Regions from separate parts of the Homo sapiens genome. Here region 2 is linked to region 1. The links are chromatin loops, found by intact Hi-C in ENCODE. Cell type or tissue: mammary epithelial cell. All regions are shown on one strand. Links, peaks and the distances in the headings refer to the core of each region. The heading gives the core; the rest is flanking DNA. Region 1 overlaps ERC2 (ELKS/RAB6-interacting/CAST family member 2). Region 2 overlaps CACNA2D3 (calcium voltage-gated channel auxiliary subunit alpha2delta 3).

Region 1 (11,134 bases), core at 1,644-9,643:
TAAGCATGTTGGTTGTTTTTGTTGGTTTGTACCCTACCACCCAGAAGAAAAATACTGAGAGCTCTTTACCTATTGGAGTTAAATTGGAAAAGCAAAGCAACACCAAACAAAGAGACTTGGGGTAAGTACAGAGAGGTGGTGCCATTCAAGGCATTAAAGCAGGGTGAATGGGCATCACCTCTGGGAGGCCATTTCACAATCTTTATCAATATTAATGTGCAACTTCCCTTTTAGGAATTTATTCCAAAGAAATTATTGGCTAAGTGAATAAAGGTTAAGCCCAAAAGGCTTTAGGGAATTCTACTAGGGAACATTTTAAAACATCTAAAGTTCACCATTAATAACTGGCTAAAGAATGCAAAATTCCATACTCCGTTACTATAAAAATGATTCCATAGGTGTATATTTATTAATGTGGAAAGTGTCCAACATACAATGTTAAGTTCAAAAAGCAGATTATAAAAACATTTATAATATAATCCCATTCTTTTTAAGAGTCTATATATAGTAAAATTAGAAAGATACATAGTTCACCAAAATGTTAGTATTTCTGGATGGTGGATTAGAGGGGACTTTTATTTTCTTTGGCAAAGATTTTTGAATTATTTGAAATGTTTAATGAGAAAAATGCATTGCCTTTAGAAATGTTAAAACACTAAAGCAGAACAATAAAATTGAATAAAAACAAAACATTCCCACCACCATCATTACTGTCCTGATCAACAGGAAAAGCTGAAACAACATCATGGGAAGACCCAGCTATCCTTTCTCGAGGAGGCAGGAGTAGAGAACGCTGATGGATTTGGTCTTGCCTTATCAGCACATATAACTGTTGTTCAAGCGTAGTCTCCAGTGAGATGCGAATGGAATGGTAAAACCACAAGTGGGCTCAAAATCCCAACAGGTGTCTTCTCCAGGGGACCCAGGTGTCTCTCTTTCCTGGAATCATGGTACAAATGTCGAGGACTCCCCTATTAAGCTAACCTGTACCACTTAATAAAACAGGAACAGTTCTTAAGTACGGCACTTGCCAACTGAAAAATCTGGAGCACTATTTTTCTATTAAAACCTTGTCCATGTTTTTCCTATTGGAACCTGGAAACTGGACAAATTCTGAAGAAATCCGAAGGAATTTCTTTAGAAAAGAATTCTGTTAACACCAAAAGCTCCCAAGCACTACACAAGGCAAATGCTAGGTTGCGTTACGCTCAAATGTAAAAGCAGGGTTCCAATCCAAAGTGATGTGTCCTTCACACCAGGCTTTGTGTGCATCAGGGTTTATGCATTTGTACACTGATCCTCGCACATTTCTGCATCTCCCTGCTTCATAATTTCATAATCAGTTCCAGATTTCCTATTTCTTCCACATCGTAAGGCACAGAGTTCCAGATTTGAGAGATGCAAGGTTTAAGGGTATGAAAGTGCAGTGAAACGTACGATAATAATAAAACCAAAACTGAAGTTTTGTTTCATACCCACTGAGAAGTAACAAACTGAGTATATACCTTGGGACCCATCTGATCTTCAGAAACTGTTGGAACATGGTAGACATGTACAAAAATTTCATATGTAAAGTGGATCCTTTGGTTGGTAGACCTCCTTACCAACAAAGCTAAAAGTGTTCCTACATTGCTATAATAAACACATCGGATTTGGATATGCCTGCCAAAGCACCATAACGCTTCTCTCAAAATTCAGAACTCTGTCTCTACATTACAAGACAGAGCAAACTGAAAGATCAGGTTAATCTAGGATAAACTTCATCTCTTGAGTTCAAAGACAACTGGCCTCTCTAGGGGTTTCAATCAAGGGTTCTTTGAAGGATTGCTCTCAAATTCATTAAAGAAATTTCACTGACTTCACAGACTTTGGCATTAAATAGATAACCTGAGCTCTTCATTGCCTGGCAAAATGACTGTTCACCTTTGAAGCTCTGCAAATTGGGATTAAGTTGGCTGTTTGCCTTTTACCTCAAAGATGACTCCACTCCATTGACCAGCGAGTCCCCAGGCAATGACCTGGTTGATCAATGACATCAAATTTATCTCTACAATGTGTCTCTTAAAACACCCATCCTTTCAACAGATTGGCTTTGTTATGATTTTTGCTTTAGATGTAGTAGTACTCTTGATAATAATGCCATCCCCATAATAAAAATTCAGGAAATGAATCATATTTTAAAAATCCAAGTGTAATTTCCAGCTAACTTGAAAGATGTGTGGGGTTTTTAGATGTATAAACTCAACTTTTAAACCCTGCTTTGAATTTCGCTTCCTCAATTACCACAGAAAATGAGGTGTCTCATCAGACCCTGGAGCGAGCCCTAAAGCAGCACGGACTTGCTTTTCACAATGACTCTGCACATTCCGGAGAAGGATCGGCATAAACACATAGGTTTTCACCCTCTAACCCCACCGTCTGCTTCCTCTGTGCCCCATAATCTAAAACATCTCTTCTTCGCAGGTATATGGTCTTGGATTTGTCACAGTGTACGGGAGACTTTACAAGGCCAATAAAATGACAGCTGCACAGAGGGAACTGGGTGGCTTTTACCGACTCTGAAACACCACTGCCTTTAACTCCCAGGGATCAGGAACTTGAAAGCACTCCGATTCACTTAGCTCTGTGTTTGTCATAAAGTTAAGGCTAATCAGATTTTCCCCAACTTGCAGCCCTATCTTAAATCCTCAAGCTGCTCCTATGCAAACTTAACTGATGGAAGATGTGATTACGCCTTCTCAGGTCATAAATTCTAGATATTTATAACATAACTGTTGTCATTTAGGCCAATTAAGATGCTTTTACTAGCTCGGAACAACTACCTATGGGGCTTGTCAAATACTCTGACAGTGGTTTATGACCCTTCACAGTGATTTTATCTTATAGGGATATGAAAGATGGTTGCATGCAAAAATAGCCAGGAGGCCTTGAAGCACATTCTTCATATTAGCATCATCCATACCCCATTTCCATTCTGTCCCCTTTCTTATCCACTAAAACCCCGATTTGACTCTAACTGCCCCCCCTCCAGCCAGAGTTGGTTTCTTTGATCACCTTTTTTTTCTCCAAAGACCTAAAAGAGGGAGATAACACCTCTTGAGACACTACTATAAAACACCCAAGTGGTGGGCTGGTTAAACGCCCAGCTGGGAATGCCAGACTTCCACATGCATAACATGTCCCTAAAGACAAGTGGGTTTTCCTTTTCACTTAGGGCAAACACTCCCTCATGAAAAGCAAAAGAGGGTGGGTGACAACAAAGAAAGAACGGGACATATTTGGGGAGTTCATACAGACAGGTTATAGCTTCTCCTTTTCCTTTGTGAAATATCGCTTATCTACTACTGTTCCCCTCCTGCCGTTTCTTCTTTTAACAAGGCCCCCAAGCACTGATTTCAGGCACTGTACTAGGCTAGGGATACAGGGATCAAGAAACACTCAGGCTGGCTGGAGACACAGACACCTTGATAATTATAATGCAAAGTGTTAACAGGTAACAGGACAGTCATGCACAGCAAATTCTGGAAGCACTGAAAAGTGGCATTTCACTTTTGGAAGGGAGGTGGTCAGGGGAGATTCCTTGGGAAAAAGAATTCCTAGTCTGGGCCTTAGAAAATGCCAGGAGACAGCTAGGCCAATTGGGGGAGAAAAGTAGTTCCAGGAGGGAGAGAAAGAACAAAGGCGTGGATTGGAGGAGGACATGGGATACGTGGAAAATGCCAGGCAGGTGAGTGTTCCAGAGCATCACATCCCTGCCAAGCAGCAGTGAAAATTGAGGCTGGAAAGGAAAGTCAGGGCACACTCCTGTGGGACTTTGTATTCACATGACATAAGCTATTTCCTTTCTTGTTCAAAGGAGGCCTGGTATAATGGTGCTCTTTTCATAAACCTAACTGGACATAGTTGGGTAAGAATTTTTCCATCCGAATCTGTTTGCTTCGTACCGCCATCCATAGCTGGCACTGTCAAATTCCCCAGACTAACTTGACAGACATAACTGTTTGAAAATCCGGCCACACTTCCCTTGGTAAAGAACGCTTTGCTTTCGATGACCAAAACAACACTATTTGTAGAAGCCAGGTAAAGCACCCAAAATTCCACCTGATATAACAAATATGAAGTGCTGACTCCATACAAAGTCCTATTCTGGGAATGAGTCAGAAATGTGGTGGAGAAGGCACCACCTCAGCAGCCAGTGGATTCTCAAGTAGACAGTGACACATCATGGATCTTAAAATGTAATGGTCTTTTATCAATGTGATTTTTTCCTTGTGTTTCTAATGATGACAATTTGATTGAATTTGACCAAAGGAAAAAAAATAAAAAGTACAACATCTACTTGGCCAAAGGAAGATAAAAGTGTGGAAAATATATCATAGCATTTGAAATTCTGCAGTATGGGCAAATGCAAGCTACCAGCAATTTCTTCAAATTAGCAGCTTAAATGTGCTACAGAGACACAGGAATCAGAGTAGCAGTGCTAACCTAGGCAGTCCTCAAAATGATCAAATTGGAGTTCATTTTCAAGAATCTTATGGAAGTTTTTGCTGCTGTTAAAAATTTTAAATATTTGACTTTGTTTGTTTATACTCTGCCTTGGTCCAGAAAGGATTAAAGCATCTAATACCAAACAGAAGAGGGTCATATTACTGGAAGAGTGAGTGCTTGAGTTCCTCCTCCTCATATTAGAGGAGGAGTGAGGGCTCCAGTTCCATCTGCCATGCAAACGTCAAGTTGGTTCCGACCGAGACTTGGACCATGCTGATTCAAACCCAGAAAATGTTTCTAAACCAGAACATTCTGATTCAACACAAAATTCCCCAGCTGTGGAGCAACAAGGGAAGAACTGTGAATCCACTTCTAGAGGAAGGCTGGGAACCAATGAGCTTTATCAGCTGAGCAAAATTCCAGATAAAGAATTCATGTTCTCTGATTTGTTCTCCATGCCCACATGTGACTTGTTTCTGACCTGAGGATGGTATAAAGTGGCACAGTGCAGTGGGAGGCACAAGCCCCACTGCCTGGTTTGCATTTCAGTTTCACCACTTGGGCAAGTCACCTGAGCTTTCATTCCCTCAGTTTCCTCATTACCACAGAGGATTACTGTAAAGACTGAAAGAATTAATACATGAAGACAGTGCCTGGCACATATGAAGTGCTCAATAAATGTTAGCTGTAATTATGATTTTCTATTCCTCTGTTAAGCACAGAGAGAACTACAGAAGTAAAGACCCCTACTTTGTCATGTTAAGTATAGTGAACCCCAAGTTTCTCTTCAAAGAATCAGTATGTCAGTATGTTCAGCTCTCTTATTCTTTGATTTTCCATTTTAAAGTTTAACTTCCTGGTTCTCTTCGCCCTCTTGCTTCTAGTTTCAGTAAACAACATTTTTCCACCAGTTTTAATCAGTAGTTCACATCTGTTCCCCTGGTCACCTGCTTTGACCTCAGTCATGCCTGGTCACCTGCTCTGACCTAAGTCCCCTTTAGTTATCTATTCCTAACTGTCCTTCCCACCAAACTATTCACCCTGCCACTCTGGTTCATACCCCTGCTCTGTTTAAAATAGCCAATCAGAATTAGCTTAGACTGAGCAGTCCAACCCTAGCCAATAGAGGAACGACACAGCAGTAGGGTCCTGCATCAGGAATAAGAACTACTTCCCCTCCCCTGTCCAGGTGTGCTCTCGCCATTGTTCCATCTGCAAGGGGCACCCTTTCTGCAGAAAGTAAAAATTGACTTGCTGAGAGAATTAAATTTATGTTCAAGTGCTATTTCTTTGCAGCACTGGGTAACAAGCATTTTGCATTTCTAACAGTCTATAGGGAATTTCCAGTCTTGCTTCATGTATGATTGCCAAAGGAGAATCTGCCAACGGTGATCAAGAGAAGGGAATTCCAAAGAAAATTGGGTTAGGACTCCAACAGCTCAAGAGAGAGGGGTTTATGGCATATTCAGAATTTCAGAGGAGGTTTCCTAAAGGAGCATATCTGGGCTGAATCCAACAGGTAGGATGTAGGCAGATATTGGGCATTTTAGATAATGGCAAGCAATAAGCACAGAGATGTGAAAAAAGGAATGAACACTATTTTTAGAAGAGGAAAAATGATACCTCATTATCTGGGAATGGTGGAAAATTCATAAAACTGCGCAGGGGGGCCCATGCGGGAGGAATGTGAGGACGAGTCTGAGGTAGTTGAACCTAATATGGTTGGAAATAAAGAGGAACTGACAATGTGTCGCCACGGGAGGGACACAGAGAACGTGGTGTTTCAGGAAGGTGAACATGGCTGGGGCATGCAGGGTGGATGGGATGGGAAAGTTCTGAGTCAGGGAAACCACCCCAGACTGGTGCTGAGAGGACAGAGAGGAAGTGGTGGATGGGAGAGGTGCCCTGTGGGAAGAACAGGCTGGCCTTGGCCAGTGACTAGACATGAGGTGTTAATGCTCAGGGTCTGGAGTCTGACGGCATGGGTCTGAGGCTCAGCTCTGCCACTCAGCAGCCTTGGCTCGGGGCACTGACTCAGTGGAAACCCAGCTTTTTCCTCTGCAAAATGGGAATAAGTGTGCTGACTTCACCTGGATGGAAAGCACTTAGCACAAGGTCTGCTCATCCCAAAGTGGTCAATAAATGGTAACCATGTCTGTGGTGTCGGTATGATAAAGAAAAAGGAAGAAAAAAAATGAGAAAACTGAGGTTTCTACCTGGTCCTGAAGCCACTGAATGAGACACAGTCCTGGCTGGTCCCTAGTTCCCTCTTCCAGAGACCTCATTAACATTTAATATCAGCCACTTAATGCCTGATAAATTAAGATGTCAGTGTAAATGGAGGCTTGTTTATTATGTCCCTTTTATTACATACCCCATCCATTTCCATCTCTCCATGGAAACCAAGTCTTTCCAAAAAGGAAAATGGTGATAACCTTGTTTTATTTAAAAGAAATAGCTTAGGCCAGGCACGGTGGCTCACGCCTGTAATCCCAACACTTAGGGAGGCCGAGGTAGGCGGATCACTTGAGGTCAGGAGTTCGAGATCAGCCTGGCAACATGGTGAAACCCCATCTCTACTAAAAATACAAAAATTAGCCAGGGGTGGTGATGCATGCCTGTAATCCCAGCTACTTGGAAGGCTGAGGCAAGAGAATCGCTTGAATCTGAGAGGCAGAGGTTGCTGTGAGCCCAGATCGGACCACTGCACTCAAGTATGGGTGGCACAGTGAGACTCCGACTCAAAAAAAGAAAAAAAAAAAAAAAAGAAAAGAGAAAGAAATAGCTAAGTTAAAAAAAAAAAAGTAAGTGCTTTTCACTTTATTTCATAAGAAGAGGGAGGAGGAGGCTGGGCGTGGTAGCTCACGCCTGTAATCCCAGCACTTTGGGAGGCCGAGGCTGATGGATCATGAGGTCAGGAGATCGAGACCTTCTTGGCTAACATGGTGAAACCCCGTCTCTACTAAAAATACAAAAAATTAGCCGGGCGTGGTGGCGGGCGCCTGTAGTCCCAGCTACTCGGGAGGCTGAGGCAGGAGAATGGCGTGAACCTGGGAGGCGGAGTTTGCAGTGAGCCGAGATCGCGCCACTGCACTCCAGCCTGGGCGACAGAGCGAGACTCCGTCTCAAAAAGAAAAAAAAGAAGAGGGAGGAAAAAAGATGACACATTGTACCAGTGATTACCTGCCCATTTTAAGCCCTGTCAGCAACACAAAGACTTAAACCGAAGTGAAATACAGGGCGCATTATCCCTTTAAGCCCTTGAGTTAACTCAAGGGGACTGAAAGGCATGTCTGTATTTCTACAGGAGGTTTGTGGTGGGTTCAGAAAACATTTAAAGAAGTACCCTATTATCTCAGGTAGGTGTGTTCCAAAGAATCTAAACTGAATGTACGTCTGTTTTGGTTCCTGAAAAATGTTTCTCAGCTACTTTCGCTTCCCAGAGTCCATCTTGCACAATACAAATTACAGAAGTGAGTTGCATTTTACCTAGTAAGTCTGGAATGAGCAGCTAAGGAAGTGGTAACACAGGGAAATGTTTCTTTAGCATGCCTTTTTGACCTTTGCAGAACTGTCCTTGATGGCCCTGAGCATGCCAGCCTTTACCTCCCAGTTAAGCTTGAGGTATTTGGAAAACAAGTTTTGAAAAAAGCCACACAATCAAAGGAGGTCAGGCAAATGACTTGGTACTGATCAGCACCAATGATTAGCCCTGGTGGTTACTGATGTAAGGACCCCGGATCCTTTAAGAAACCAGAAGGAGAGAAATGATGGAGTAACTTCCCTAAGTCCGCTAAAGCATATTTGCTGAGAATATGCTCTCCAGTCAGCCTAGGCTCTGGAATCCCTGAGCAATTATCATTTTTTCCATTCTTTACACATGCAACTCATTAGCATTACAGCATAAATGAGTTTTACTAGCCAGGTCTGCTTATTTACTGAATAAAGCCCAAGCCAGTGATTGCTTTTATTACAGAAGGAAATTCATGGCTTCTCACCAATCCTTTGGATAAGGTGGCATTGGAAAAGTAACCTCTAACCAGACACATGGTACAGAAGAATTGCTACTGCTCACCAGAGATATAAAATCCAAAAGGAAATGACTTTACCCACCATAGAAGCTCCACAGTACTCACAACTTGTCATCTGTGTATAACAGCACAGGTCATAGGTCCTCTCAGACCTGGAGTTCCTTCAACACGTTCAGAGCCAGGTGACCCTGGACAAGTAACATTTCTGAGTCTCAGTTTCTAGCCTTTAAAATGGAACCAATATCTACTCACTTCACAGGACATTGTACAGGTCAAATGGATTAGTGCATATAAAGTCTTTAGGATTATGCCTGGCCTGTGGGAATCATCCCAGAAATATCTGCTATTGCTATTAATGTAAAATCAAAAAAGCACAACCTCTATCCCACTGAACAGTGTTGTCATTCAGGGCTCTGAGTAAATTATTTTCAGTGGATAAATCATCTCTGAATGAGACAGGAACAAACTGAAACTTGGCTTCAGCTCCACAAAACTGTTGGGTCCACTCTTTCTTCAGAAATTTCTTCTTTTGGCCGGGTGTGGTGGCTCACGCCTGTAATCCCAGCAATTTAGGAGGCCAAGGCGGGCAGATCACCTGAGGTCAGGAGTTCAAGACCAGCCTGGCCAACATGGTGAAACCCCATCTCTACAAAAATACAAAATTAGTCAGGCATGATGGTGGGTGACTGTAATCCCAGCTACTCGGGAGGCTGAGGCAGGAGAATCGCTTGAACCCAGGAGGCAGAGGTTGCAGTGAGCTGAGATCACGCCATTGTACCCTAGCCTGGGCGACAGAGCGAGACTCCATCTCAAAAAAGAAAAAAAAGAAAAAAGAAAAAAAGAAATTTCTTTTTTCTCTGGGTCTGTTTAACAATCATTTTTAGCAGAGCAGATCAGATTGGCCATATGGGTGAGCCAATATCGTCACCTTAATATTTAGAAGCTAGGCAAGATTAATGAGAAGATGAGTGTCTTAAAGCCACAGAAACACAGGACCATAGAGCTGCTCAGGCCCTTGAGAACCTTTTAGTTTAACTCTTTCTTGATAGAGACATCACAAAAGAAAGTGTCTTTCCATGGGCCACAGGTCATGAAAGAGACAGAAGCAGGACTGAAATCATCAATCAAGGGACTTTCTGTGACCTTCCATTTTTAATTTAAAATATTAGATGTTCCTTGGAATTTTAATAGAACTTGGATGTAAAATCATCTGGACTGGGACTTGGTGCTTTTTTTTTTTTTTTTTTTTTTGAAGAAAGGGGGCGGGGGTCATATTTTAGCTACTGATTTAGTCCTTTTAGTGGTTACTGATATATTTAGGTTGGCTTTCTATTTAATTTTGAGTAAGTTTAGAATTTTTTTCAGAAAATTGTATCTAATTTTTAAATATATTGGCACAAAGTTACTCATAATATCTTTTATTGTAAAAAGTCTCTTTGTATCTATAGTTATACCCCCATTTTTCTTCCCAAGGAAGCATTTTGTATCTTTTCTCCTTCCTTTTTCTTGTTTAACCTGGACAATGATTAGACTACAGAGGAGATGTCAACAGAATTTTCTGCAACAATGGAAATCTATTATCTACAGTGTATGATATGAACAGACCTGCATTGTCCAATACTGTAGCACTAGCCACTAGCTCAGTGTGGCTGTTGAGCTCCTTGAAATATGACTAGTGTGACTGAGAAACTGAGTTAAACATTTTGTTGCATTTTAACTAATTTGAATGTAAATTGTCATGTTACCATATTGTGTCATGCAGGTCTATGATATACATAGGGTCTTTTCAAAGATTCAGCTTTTATTTTGAAAACCATCTCATATTATTTTTGTTGTTGCTATTTTCTATTTACTTATGCCTTTGCCTTAAACATTTTTCCTTCCTTCTACTTCTTTCTGTTTACTCTGACTGTTTTTATGAAGATCAATCAGTAGCCAAGAAATAGACTGGCACAGGGTTCCATCGAGGCCCAAATCCCTTCTTCCTTGGATTCCAGTCCTAAAGGCTCAGTAGGAAAGGCCTGGGAAAATGTCATTGAAAAAAGAAGATGAAAAGCGGAAGGCTTCTAGATGAAGGCCAAGCCAGGAACCTGGCTATTAAGAATATTTTCTCTCCTCCCCAAAATGAGCTGGTTGAATCCAATGTGACACTGAAAGGGAAATCAAAATGCCTGAAGAACAAGTTGTAGATTTGAATTCTCAAGTACCTGAATTCCTCCTTGGGACTGAAGCCTCTGACATATGATACTTTGTAGAGAGTGTCCTGCTAGCCATGCCGAAATCTGGACACCAAGAACCTTTCTTATATGAATGAAGTTGAGAACCAGGAGCTTTGCTATCCAGGGATTTCACCATTTGGGACTAAGAAGCAGAGATGGAAGGAAACAGATGCAGATGAACTACTGTAAAGGGACAAGAAGAAATCTCCCTTTGCCTGGAGGGAGTCTGTCTTCAGACTTGAAGATGAGACCCACCCTCCATAAAGCAAGGATTCATTACACTTGCAGTCTCCTGGGCCTCGCGGCTCACTTGGAGCCACTGAGCAATAAATACCATGAAGCTCACTATCATAGGGATGCCTAGGGAGTGGGGTGGCAGAGATGCCATGGCTCCCA
Region 2 (11,134 bases), core at 1,631-9,630, 670 kb before region 1:
TGTCTTTTAGGTGCCTATCCATAGGAAATACAGACTTTGAGGAGGCCTGGACTTCTTTCCATTCCCTCCCACTTATTAGCACCATAACCTGGGGCAAGTTATGTAAGTTCTTCAAACTTTAGTGTCAGTGCCTCTCAGCCCACCCAATGGAATCTCAAGCTTATCCAGTGCAGTCAGTCCCCAGCCCCACCAAATGCAGGTTTGACAGTGGTTCCCTATCACTACCCCATTAGGTGTCTATAGGCAGCCTTGCTTTTTTCAAGATTATAGGTGTCCTGGGCCATTGTATGTTGGGAATCAGGCAGGGACCAGGCAGGGTTTGCAGCATGCAGAGAAGTTATTTCTGCCAGGTAGTCAGTGGGCAATGCAGCAAAGCTGAGGTAATGCCAGGCGTAGGTAGGGTGGTGGATGGCGGGGGCCATCCTCGTTGGAATAAAGGAGGAGGCCTGACCTCTATCCCGGCTCCTGCTCTTCACAAGAGTTCTTTGCCACGCTTATTCGCCTAGCTCTTTCCAAACAGCAGGAAAACGAGTACCCTGCCTCATTATCACATTTCCTTGGTTCTAAGATGCCATAAATAGAAGTGGAAGCTGCTAAGGAAATAAAAAGCAGTATGCATTGATGTGCCTGTCCTGAAAGACTCTCAGTTCTATGGAATTCCACCTCAGTGTCTTAGCTTCTCATGTTCTTTCCCTGCCTCTCACTTTGCCTGTTAATGCTTACCTCCACCCCTAGCTTCAGGCTGCAGGTTAAAAACCATTTCTCCCCCAGTCCCCAGGACTTGGTTGAGTGCCCCCTCTTATACTCCTGTACCCATCCTGTACATGTCTTCAGACCACCACAATGGTTATTGGTTGCATAATATCTGTATGCCTTCAGAGATTTTAGCCCAGGGAACACCTGAGCTGTCACATCCTTCACTGTGTCCCCAGCACAGAGATCCTCAGTCAGTATTTGTTGGATGAAGAGAATATAGAGAGGGGAAGAAAATGAAAGGAGGGGGGATGTGAGGGCCGTTAGCAGCAGGAAAGAAGAGAAAGCCTCTTAGAAACAGCCCTTCCAGTGGAAAGTTTGACTTAACGAAGAAGAGCAGGTTACTTTCACCAAGGCCTTGTTGCAAAATGCCAAATAATGACAGGAGAGCCGTCCTTTCATGGAAGCTGGGTGCAAACCTGGGGGGAGCTAGCATTTTGGCCAACCTCAGAAAAGCATGTTGCTTTGCTCACTTCTCCACTGGATGCAAAGAATCCAATCCTTTCTTAAACACCCGAAATCATGGAAGAAATGAAAGGTAAGACATACAACTTTGGAAGTAGATGTGGTTTATTAAAAAAAAAAAAAATGATGGGACCATTTAGTCCCTGACTGAGAGTACTCTTAAGGCATGGAGCTGTAGTGTGAATGATCTTTATCTGTAATTGTAACACTGTGTCAATAAAAATAGTTAAGCATTGTGAAAAATTAATCTGCCTGTGACCATAGTGCATTTAAGATGATTAGAATTACCTGGAGAGCCTTAGACAAGTAATTGGGTCATCAATAATCTTTTCTGGAACCCCATAATGAAAGTGATCTTCCATTCTAGGAAAATACTATAATACCAAAACTAACAATTACTGAGCTCTTACTGTGTTCCAGACACTGTGCTTGATCCAGTTTTCATCATCATAATCTTAAAGACTGAGCAGAGGCGGGTTAAGTAACTTGCCTAAATCCCTTCCACAGCTGGTAAGTGGGATCACTGGATTCTAATTCTGAGCCCACCTTTACTCTATGCTGCCTCTTAACTTTTCCAGTAGACCAAGAAACAGAAGAAAAGGGTGGAATAATCTTCCAAGCAGTGCTAATGCAAACCTAAGAGACAGAAAACAAGGTGTATAACAGGCTCTGGTTAGGACTTGCTGAGCAGGGAGAAAGAAAAAGAATACCAGGATTCCAGGTGATCTCAGCTGGCATCTGCCAGTGCAGGATAGGACTTCTCAGGAGGCACTGAAGCATTCTCCTGTGTACCTGCAGGAGAACCTATACTGTTGAGTCTGTGGGTTAGCAGCATATATCCACAAAATTTTGAGTGCTAGATGTCCCCACAGTGGCCTGATGCCCTGGGAATAGGCCTGATTATAGTATGGAGATAGTGGAGACTTAGTAGCAGGCAAAGGAAATTTTTGCTCTGGCTATACCCCATGAAAATAAGAGGTCCTGACTCTTATCAGTCAGGACTCGGTCTTGGGAACAGAAGTTACCCTATGTATTCCAAATATGAAGGGCTTGGATGCTAGCCCTAAGGCAACTAGAAGCTTTTATAATCATTGCAATGTTTGGGGATGTGGGTCAGGAAGCATCCATGTAAATGGTTCTCTAGCACTCACTAGGGAGCTGCTTCAAACCTCACATCTGCCAACAAATTTGCCTGCAGCTGCCTCCAGAGCAACATGGCCTCTGTCTCTTTGCTGCCTTCTAAATCTAGCACCAGCTCCTTATTGGCAAATGCTAATCTGGAACCACAGATGGGGGAGATTCCAGGAAATGCAGTCTTGGCCTTTCTCCTTCAATACAGGGCAGACCTTCTACGGAGGAGATGGTGATGTCCAGGTGAATATCACCCATCAAGTGCTCTCGACCTTCCTATGACCTCAAATTACAATGACATTCTATTTCTACTTCTCCTCTCACCCCCAGCTCACTTTCCCCTGGTTGTCTTGACTAGAGAGTGAGATAGGAAACTTTTTGACTAGAAAAGTATGTGTGATGTGAGCCCAAGGTCCATTCCAGGTGACCTCTTGAGAGCCCATCCAGATGAGTAATTCTCTCACTGTATCACCTCACACCTGACCTCAGTAAAAACTGGAAGATTCTTGATAATTGTCATTAGAAAAAAATTAAAATGCTCCCAAGAGGTTAGCAACTAGGCCCTTCATGGGCATATATGTGTTTGCCTTCTTCATTGTCCAGAACTTGGTTACTAAGAGCAGTTCAATGGCCTATGTACATTCAACTAGTATGGGCAAAGGTAGCATCTTCCTGCAGTGGTTTCACCATGAGCACCTCTGCATGATCAGCTAACTCGGTACAACTGGATGATGGTCATGGTTGCCAGGCACACTATGCTGGAAGGATGATGAGACTCCTTGGAAGGAATACTAGGTTTCATGAGAGACACTTGACATGAAATAGGGAAGGGCACCATTCATGCCACAGATTTGCCTTTCATGCCCATGCTGTTGTCAGCTATTGTATTTGACTGTCTGCATGGAGGTGCTTATGTGACAGATCTCTATACATGAAGATAATTTGCTCATCTCCTACCAAACTAGACTACAGTTGCATCTGTCAGGAGCTGTTTAGTGCAGGCAACAACCACCAAACTCAGATTGGTTTAAGCAAAATCAGTAAATTAAAGGAAGTTGATTATTTGATTATTTGGGGATGGTTGGAAATACATTGTTTCATGTAACTAAAAAGTCCATAGTTATAACCAGCTTCAGGTACAGTTGGATCTGGGGCTCAGCTGAAATCACCAAGTTTCTCAGTCTCTTGTTTTACTTTTCTTTGTGTCAGCCCTGTTCTCAAGCAGGCCTTCCTCATCCAGTGCCCCCAGTATTCATCTGAGCAGATTGGCAAACTCAGTGGAAAGAAACCCCCTCTTTCCTAAAAGTTTCAGTTCAATGTCCTGGGGCTTGTTCTCCTTGATATAGTTTTGGTCAGTGCCTATCACTTTGGCACAGGAGCATAGGATGCATCCCTATGCCTAGCAGGTGGAGGGTGAAGCCTACACATGCCACATGGACTGGAAATTGGAGTCATGACAGCTCCCCAAAGGAAATGGTCTAGGTGTGGATAAGGAGGGAGGGTCTCTGCTGCTGAAAAAAGGGGACATGCCTGCTCAGCTGGCAAAAGTAACAGCTGTCTATTATTCCAGCTCAGCTGGAGTTCAAATTAGTTTGAGCCATCTATGAATCACATCAGGCAAGTTGCTAGCCTCTTTGGATCGTTCATTATTGGTTTATGAAATAAGCAGGTTGGGTTCAATGGCCCACTCCACCATTCCAGCTCAGAACTTGTGTAAATCTACCCATTGATGCCATACCCAAGGGGCAGCACTGGAATCAGGGCACATTATCAACATTCTCAAGCGCATTGGTCACTTATTTCAGGCCTAATTGTGTTGCAAACAGTAACCTGAAAAACCGCCCAACATCGTTGGTCAGGGCCTCAGAAAAATTCAGAACTGGTTTTGCAGGGGCACACTCCACAGAAGTGACTGTGGTCTCTGCCACAGATAGATGCATCCTTAGGCTCCTGGATGGAAGACTTTTTTTGCCTGTGATTCTTTCTGAAAACTGGGCCCCTGCCAAGCTCATCTGGCATGCTGTGCTCTGGGTAGAAGTAATTATTTTTATGAGGCATTATTCATGTCTAGTCTACCTGAGGGCCACCCCAAATAATGTTTCTCTAGCTATTAAAGGCTTCATCAGGCATGCAGAGTCTCTAGTAGTTTCCTTTAGGGGAAAAGAAAAAGATTCGTCTTGAAGTCTACCACCTCCAGTGGCAATTTGCTGTGCATTTCAGGGCCATGCTAAGTGGTTGGCACCTGAAAAAAGGGCGAAGTCTTTTTCTTTCAAGTGCAGCTGGAAAATGGGAGTCATAAGTGAAAAGTAGGGAACTGGGAGAACTATTTCCATACAGCCGAGGTAGCTTTCTTGTTTTGTTCTGAGCTGGCAAACTTCAACATGCTCAAGCAATGTTTTGTCAAATTTCTTAAATGCTGAATGTGGCACTGGCCCAAATGAACGTAGATGTTATTTTAGTGCTGGGAGAGATTTATTTTAATGTACAGATGCAGCCACTACAAAGGCCCCTTTTAATCTGCTGAGGGCTCTGTTCCTTGCTCTTTTACTCTTTGCAACCCCCTCCTCATTTTAGGGAACCTGTGTATGCTGTGAAATTGCAGTGTTCCTTCCTTCCCTCTTCATCTTGCAAGGCAGCGATATAATGCTGACAATAATTATAATTAAGATGCTTTGTGCAAGAAGAAGCAGTTTGCAATGCTTCCTCCTGTTTCCCAGCCTACCAGCAATTCAAAGAATGCTGCTTGATCAAAGAAAATATGCCAACAGGAGAGTGGACCTGCACAGCTCCAGGCTGTGGCAGGGCAGCCTCAACAGTTTTCCTTATCTAGGACCCAGGTTCTCTACTCACGAAAGGAACCCGTTCTTTTACTGCTCGGCTGTGAGATGGGAAATCCATCAGTTGAGCTGAGCCTCAGATACCAATATCTTGCACCTTGATCGGGGCCAAAATAAACGGGAAGGGACGCACAGAGGAAGCATGGTGACATGTGAGGTTTGCCTGAGCCAAGTCTGTGCTTTCAAGGCAAGAGCAGGAGAGGAGAGCCACAGACAAGATGGGGTGAGAGGGAAAATAAAGAGGATACTCTCTGGGCTCAGTGGCAGAGGGGAAACTGAAGCCAGGACAGTCCTGAGTCTTCTCACACCCAAGGCTCCTTTTAAATAATCATTTGTAATATTCCCTTTACTATCTCCAAATGAAATTCATAGAAAATGTAACTTGTTTTCCTATATGCTGCCAAAAAAATCTACAGAACGCTCCAACTATAATATCAAGAACTAGTTGAGAGTTGTTTATAATAGGAAAATAGATATTGTAATATTTTGGGGCATAACTACAAGATAATACAGAATAAAGTAGCTAGATGCTTGTGCTGCACTTTGGTGCAAAATCTGTCAATGCAGTGGCCACTATGTAGACATCTCACCCACAAATCCTGCCAGATACCTCTGTAATAGCCAAGCCGCAGACAAGATAAAGAAGACCCATCTCTCTCTTTCACAGCACTATAGTAATGTTTCTAGAAAATTCCATGTGCAAGACATACTTTGTATTTGGACATAAAACAGAGTTCCAAGCCATCGACACCATTAGGGACATGGAACTGTTCTTTGGTGTGCGGCCCGGGGGCAGTGGGGTGGGGGGCTGCTGTCCTGTGAGTTGTAGGATTTCAGTTACTGTGAACTTTGAAGCATCTCTACAGACTTCCAGAACAGACCCCTAGGGGGTGACGCAGCCCCACTGAGAACCACAGGAGAGCCTGGGAGCCACAGGGCGGCTGGCTCTGAGTCAGGCGTGCAGGGCTCCAGTCCCAGTTCCAAGAAGTCCTGGCAACTGCACAGCCCTGGTTAAGTCACTGAACCGCCGTGTACCTTTTCTTTAATGGAGAAAACATCTTCTCCCTTGCAGGATGGCTGAAGAGTTAAGTAAGATAACACAGGGTGGGTTCCTGGCCCAGAGTGGGCCCTCAGTAATTCTATTTTCTGTCTTCTTAGGACCAGCCATGCTTGTTATTTTATTTTAATTTTTGGAGACGGTCTCACTCCATTACCCAGGCTGGAGTGCAGTGACGCGATCTCGGCTCACTGCAACCTCCCTACCCCAGGTTCAAATGATTCTCCTGCCTCAGCCTCCCAAGTAGCCGGGACTACAGGTGCCTGCCACCATACCTGGCTAATTTTTGTCTTTTTAGTAGAGATGGCATTTCACCATGTTGGCCAGCTGCTCACAAACTCGTGGCCTCAAGATCTGCCCGCCTCAGCCTCCCAAAGTGCTGGGATTACACATGTTAGCCACTGGGCCTGGCTGGCCAGCTGTGTTTATAAACTGCCTCCTGCACCCCTGTTGGTTCTATACTATTTCTTCCCTCTGTAACCGCCTTCTTAGAGACAAAGGATGTTGGCCTTGCACTCTGCAGCACCCCTGTGGGCACAGGTTTCCTAGAAACTAAGCCCCCCAGGGCTCTGATCTCTCTGGGGCCCTGCCTAGTTTCCCAGGAGGCTCCCCAGTTGTCTTATTTCTTCAGAGGGAGGCCGCAAACATGAAGGGTCTGGAGGCTCTGGAAGATGTCATGAGCATCTTAGGAGCTCTTTTTGGGCTCTCAGAGACAGATCAGTTCACAGATGTGGGAAAGAAAAAATAAAACATGAGGCAAAAACTTGCAAGAAAATGTGGACTTACCAATCTCATATTAAGCAGACGGAATGTCAATCTTTTCTATAGGGACAGGGTCATTAAATGCATATTTTTTGAAGTAATTTTAGGTGAGTCCCTTTGGCTCATTCATTATAGTTATTTATTTTCTGCTTCTATTCTGAAGTCAGAAAGATCTGGTGTTCATGGGTTCAAATTCTGGTGCCCGCATAGTTCCCTCCAGCTTCCAGATGGGAAAGCTCTCTCATCTGTTTTCCAGCCCAGCCACTCCAAAACCTCAATGCCCTCAGCTGTAGAACAGAGGGACAATGACAATATCTATCTATGAGGATTCCACGTGCTCTTTGGATGTTTTACAAATTCAGCAGAGTTGGGAATGTTCTGGGTGGTTGAGATGACACTAGGTCTGGCTTACTTGTCTTCCAGCAACAAAGGAGGAAACTTTTCATAGGGATTTGAAGCCTAATGTTCCTGAAGGTGACATGGAGTCTGCTTAGTGGATGGATTGTTGAGCAGGAGTCATTCTCCAGTCTTGGAAAAACTGTACAGAGACTCAACTGCAGGGGAGGAAACCAGGATATGGATTAAATAATGCATGTATTTAATGTACATACCTGTTGTTATGTGTATGTGTGGGTGACATTTACTGAATATTTACTATGTGCCTGGCACTGTGCTAGGCTCATGACATACATTAGCTCATTTAAGGCACAAACGTATAAGGTGTGCATGACTCCTGTTCCCATTGTGCAAATGAGAAAACTGACTCTGAAGGCATGCTGCATGTACATGAAACAGGCAGGACTCAGCCCTAAGTTTGTCTGAAATTTTCAAATCTGGGAAGGAAGCAGACACAGATAGTAACTAAGAAACTGCTAAAGTGGTGGGGCCCGGTAACACTACGGCTTCTTACCTATAGAGGTGAGACTCATGAAATTCCCCACCCTCAGTACAGATAGCACTGGGCCAAGATCATGGGACGCAGCTGAAGCCTTCGCGCTTGGTGGTCAGATGGCCCATGCTGTGCGTAGAGGAAAAGTACCAGTCATTACAACAAGGCCTCAGGAGACCTTATTCTCTCAAAGCCACTTCTTGCAATACTTGGACATCCACGATCCTTTCTATTTTAAAGACTTCTGTCCATGCTAAAAGGTCCAGTTCCCCAGGAGCTGGGAAGGAGGTGAGGATTAAGCCATTGTGCTGGTTGTTTCCCCCTTGCCTGTGAACGCTTGGGGCAACCTCGGGCTCCTGCCTCTGCTAGCTTGACAGGCTGTGGGAATCACTGGGAGTGGGTGAGGGGGGTGCACTGCAAGTCAGTGCGCACAACCCTAGGTTCTCTTCCAGGATCAGCCCCAAGCAGACCTGAGGAAAGGCCTGGGACTTGGAGTCTGAGTAGCCTCTTGAGGTCACCCCGTTTTGCTAAGTGCTCCATTGTTTATGTTCTTGTGTCATGAATAAGCAGAGGCCACAGATTTCAGTCCACAGATTTCAGGAGTGCCATCCATGCAGTTTTATTTGAATTCAACCTAATTTCCATCAGAAGTCTTCATTATCCTAGTAGGCAAGAACTTTCCATGAATTCAGTGTCTCTCTGCCTATTCCCAGGGTTTACCTGAGGCCAAAGAGAGAGGGGGTTATTTAATCATGTCATCATGCAGGCATTTCCTGAGTCACCCAGTCGCATCTGGTCTTCTGTCATCAGTCCAGGCACAGGTCAGTGCTATGGCCTCCTCATTCCAAGGGAAGGTCACCTTCGAGTCAGTCGGCAGCTCCCTGGGCCTCACTCTGAAGAGCCTGCGGGAGCACGAACACTTCCCCACTGAGTTGTCTGTCTGTGGCCTCTGGGAGGCTGTCTCCTTTCTGGCAGTAGCAGGGCTTAGAGCAGGGATGCTTTCACATTCTTCCCAGCAATAGGAGAGAAAGGACTGTGTGGAGCAGAATACTCCTCACTGCTCTGGTAGTTTCCAGAGTTAGACCCAAGGTAGGAAGGCAGATGCCTGCCCAGACATCAGGGTGCATATCTTTCTGTCGGGGTCTACCAGCCCTTCGGCTTCCCTTTGATTCTCTTCCCTTTCCAGTCCAAATCATCTTTCCTGAGCAGCTCGTTCAGGAGGCTGGAGGTAGGGTGTGGAGAAGACAGGGTGCAGAGAGGACAAACTGGCCCAGGCAGTTCCCCTGTTTTTCTTCCTGCCCTGAGATTCCCCAGGCCTCAGCTTTTGAGAGTCAAAAATCCAGAATCTGCTTCTTTGTTCTCTGGATTCCTGTGTGTCCTCCCTTCCCTGAGGCCTTAAGCATGGAATGCTTTAGCTGAGGGAACAGAGAAGAGCCAGGGGGTGCCAGGAATCTTCAGAAAGAAGAACAACTGGGTTTCAGAGTTATTTCTCAGAGACAGCATGAGAGGCGCCGATTAACCTCCTTGTGTCTGGACCACAGTGCATTTGCTCATTCATTTACTCATCTAGCTTTTATTGAATGCTTACTGGGCACCAGCTATGCTTAGGGAATATGAGAGGTGTAGAGAAAACTTCCCCTTCACCCTCTGAAGGTTTGCTGAAAATCAACTGACAAAAGACCGATTAGTAGGAGAGAAGACATACAAAATTATTCGAACGTACGTAACATGGGGAATCGTAGGAGAATGATTATCCAATAACCCAGTGGGGTACAGAAGCTTACATACTGTATATACATTTTTCACAGGGGACAGGGGAGATGGGGACCCACCCTGGAGGAGACGGGCAGACATTAGGGAAGGTGAGGGGCAGAGCTGCACAGGGACAAAGGTTGTCTTATTATGCAGATAATGTCCCGCAGGTAATCTCTTGAAGCTACTCTCAGAAGAACAGATGAAAAGTCTGTCTGGGCTGGTGATGACTCCCACTCTCTTCTCTGGTCATTGATCTTTCCTGGTTATTTGATGAGATTTCTAGGGCAGGGGTTTAAGACAATTGCATTTCTTTTGGAAAAAAGAAAAAAGAAAAAAAAGCTCTCTTGGTCAGATGAGGATATTCCAAAGAGAGTCCCTCCCTGCACTTAGGATAAGAGGAGAAACAATACTAAGCTAGAGGAACGTTGATTCTGAGGCAGCTTCTAAGGTCTATCAGCATGTCAAAGCTCCAGTCTTTGGGATATCATTCTTTGAGTCCCAACAGAATGTTGGTGGAATGGAGAAATGTGTAAATTGAGGGACACTGAGATCAGACAGCCTGGCTCTCCCCTGAGGCCTCTGTCTACCGAGGGGGCTTTTTTGGGTATTGGCCCTGCTGAGAAGGAGTTGGAGTTGACCTGCCAAATCAGATGGGAAAGTGCCAGCCCCACCTCACAGCCCACCCTCAGGAGACCTGACCAGCTAAGCCTGCTCACGAAACCTGGTGAGAGTCAAGGAGCAGTGGCTTAACAACAGAAGATGGCTTTTCCAGCCTCGCCATCTGCCTGATGAAGAGAAAAAATTGGTATTCTCCACTCCAGGGCTGACTCCCACATATTCTAAGGTCCTGAGATTCCAGGAAATGAGAGGGAAAAAAGTGCGTGATTACTCCAGAGTGCCGTCCGCCCCTCCTTAATGTTTCCCTGTCTCCTTCTCCCTCCCCTCCCTCCTCATAATCACCTCATGTGCAGCTCTTCTGGGAGGATCTGCCTTGGGCCAGGTCTGCTGCAGCTGATCATATCTGCCACCCAGGTGTTTGACTTTGAAGTGGGTATCTCCCTGGCCAGAGGGAACCAAGCCCAGTGGCTTGCCTTGCCAGGCTGCCTTGCTGCATGAGCAGACCCGTAAGCGCATGGTCTTCCCTTGGCTGTTCCTGGTGTAGTCATCCTTTCCATGTACAATGAATTGGAGATTCCGGGAAAAGAAAGTGATGGTCTTGTTGACCCACCACCAAGGGGACAATTTTGCTGTGTCAGGCTATCCCCAGAATAATTACCAGTTTTTGTTTTAACCTTCCTGTCTTTGTCTTTTAAAGGCCAGGAAATGCAGCTTCCTAACTTGCATGGGCCACATGGTCTTAACGTTCTCAGTCTTTTCAAACTCGTTACCAACCTAGGATTTTGTGCACAGCCAAAAATACTTTCTCCCCCACTCCCTCTTCAACTGGTCTTAGGCTGTCATAAATTCCTGCTCATCCTACAGACC

The links. Peaks named below come from ENCODE experiments on the same cell type or tissue, not always from the same donor. Only the 100,000 strongest peaks of a DNase experiment are listed, where the experiment ranks them.
Region 2: a loop joins it to region 1, with 6 times the contacts of the local background. A loop is called at or near these places in 2 of 110 quality-filtered maps.

Annotation. Positions count from the first base shown.
Region 1 is chr3:55,618,136-55,629,269 of GRCh38, forward strand. The region is part of intron 17 of ERC2 (ELKS/RAB6-interacting/CAST family member 2); the gene reads right to left. Among named protein-coding and RNA genes, the nearest start is that of ERC2-AS1, 16 kb to the left of the region's middle. In mammary epithelial cell, for the core only: a CTCF peak has its summit at 6,243; DNase peaks (open chromatin) are centred at 4,176, 5,866 and 6,376; H3K27ac peaks cover 772 bases.
Region 2 is chr3:54,945,490-54,956,623 of GRCh38, forward strand. All of the region lies in intron 27 of CACNA2D3 (calcium voltage-gated channel auxiliary subunit alpha2delta 3), which reads left to right. It also overlaps a transcript of LRTM1 not described here. Among named protein-coding and RNA genes, the nearest start is that of LRTM1, 23 kb to the left of the region's middle. RefSeq lists enhancers at 7,368-8,360, 8,361-9,353, 10,347-11,134. In mammary epithelial cell, for the core only: a CTCF peak has its summit at 6,073; no DNase peak of the experiment used is centred there.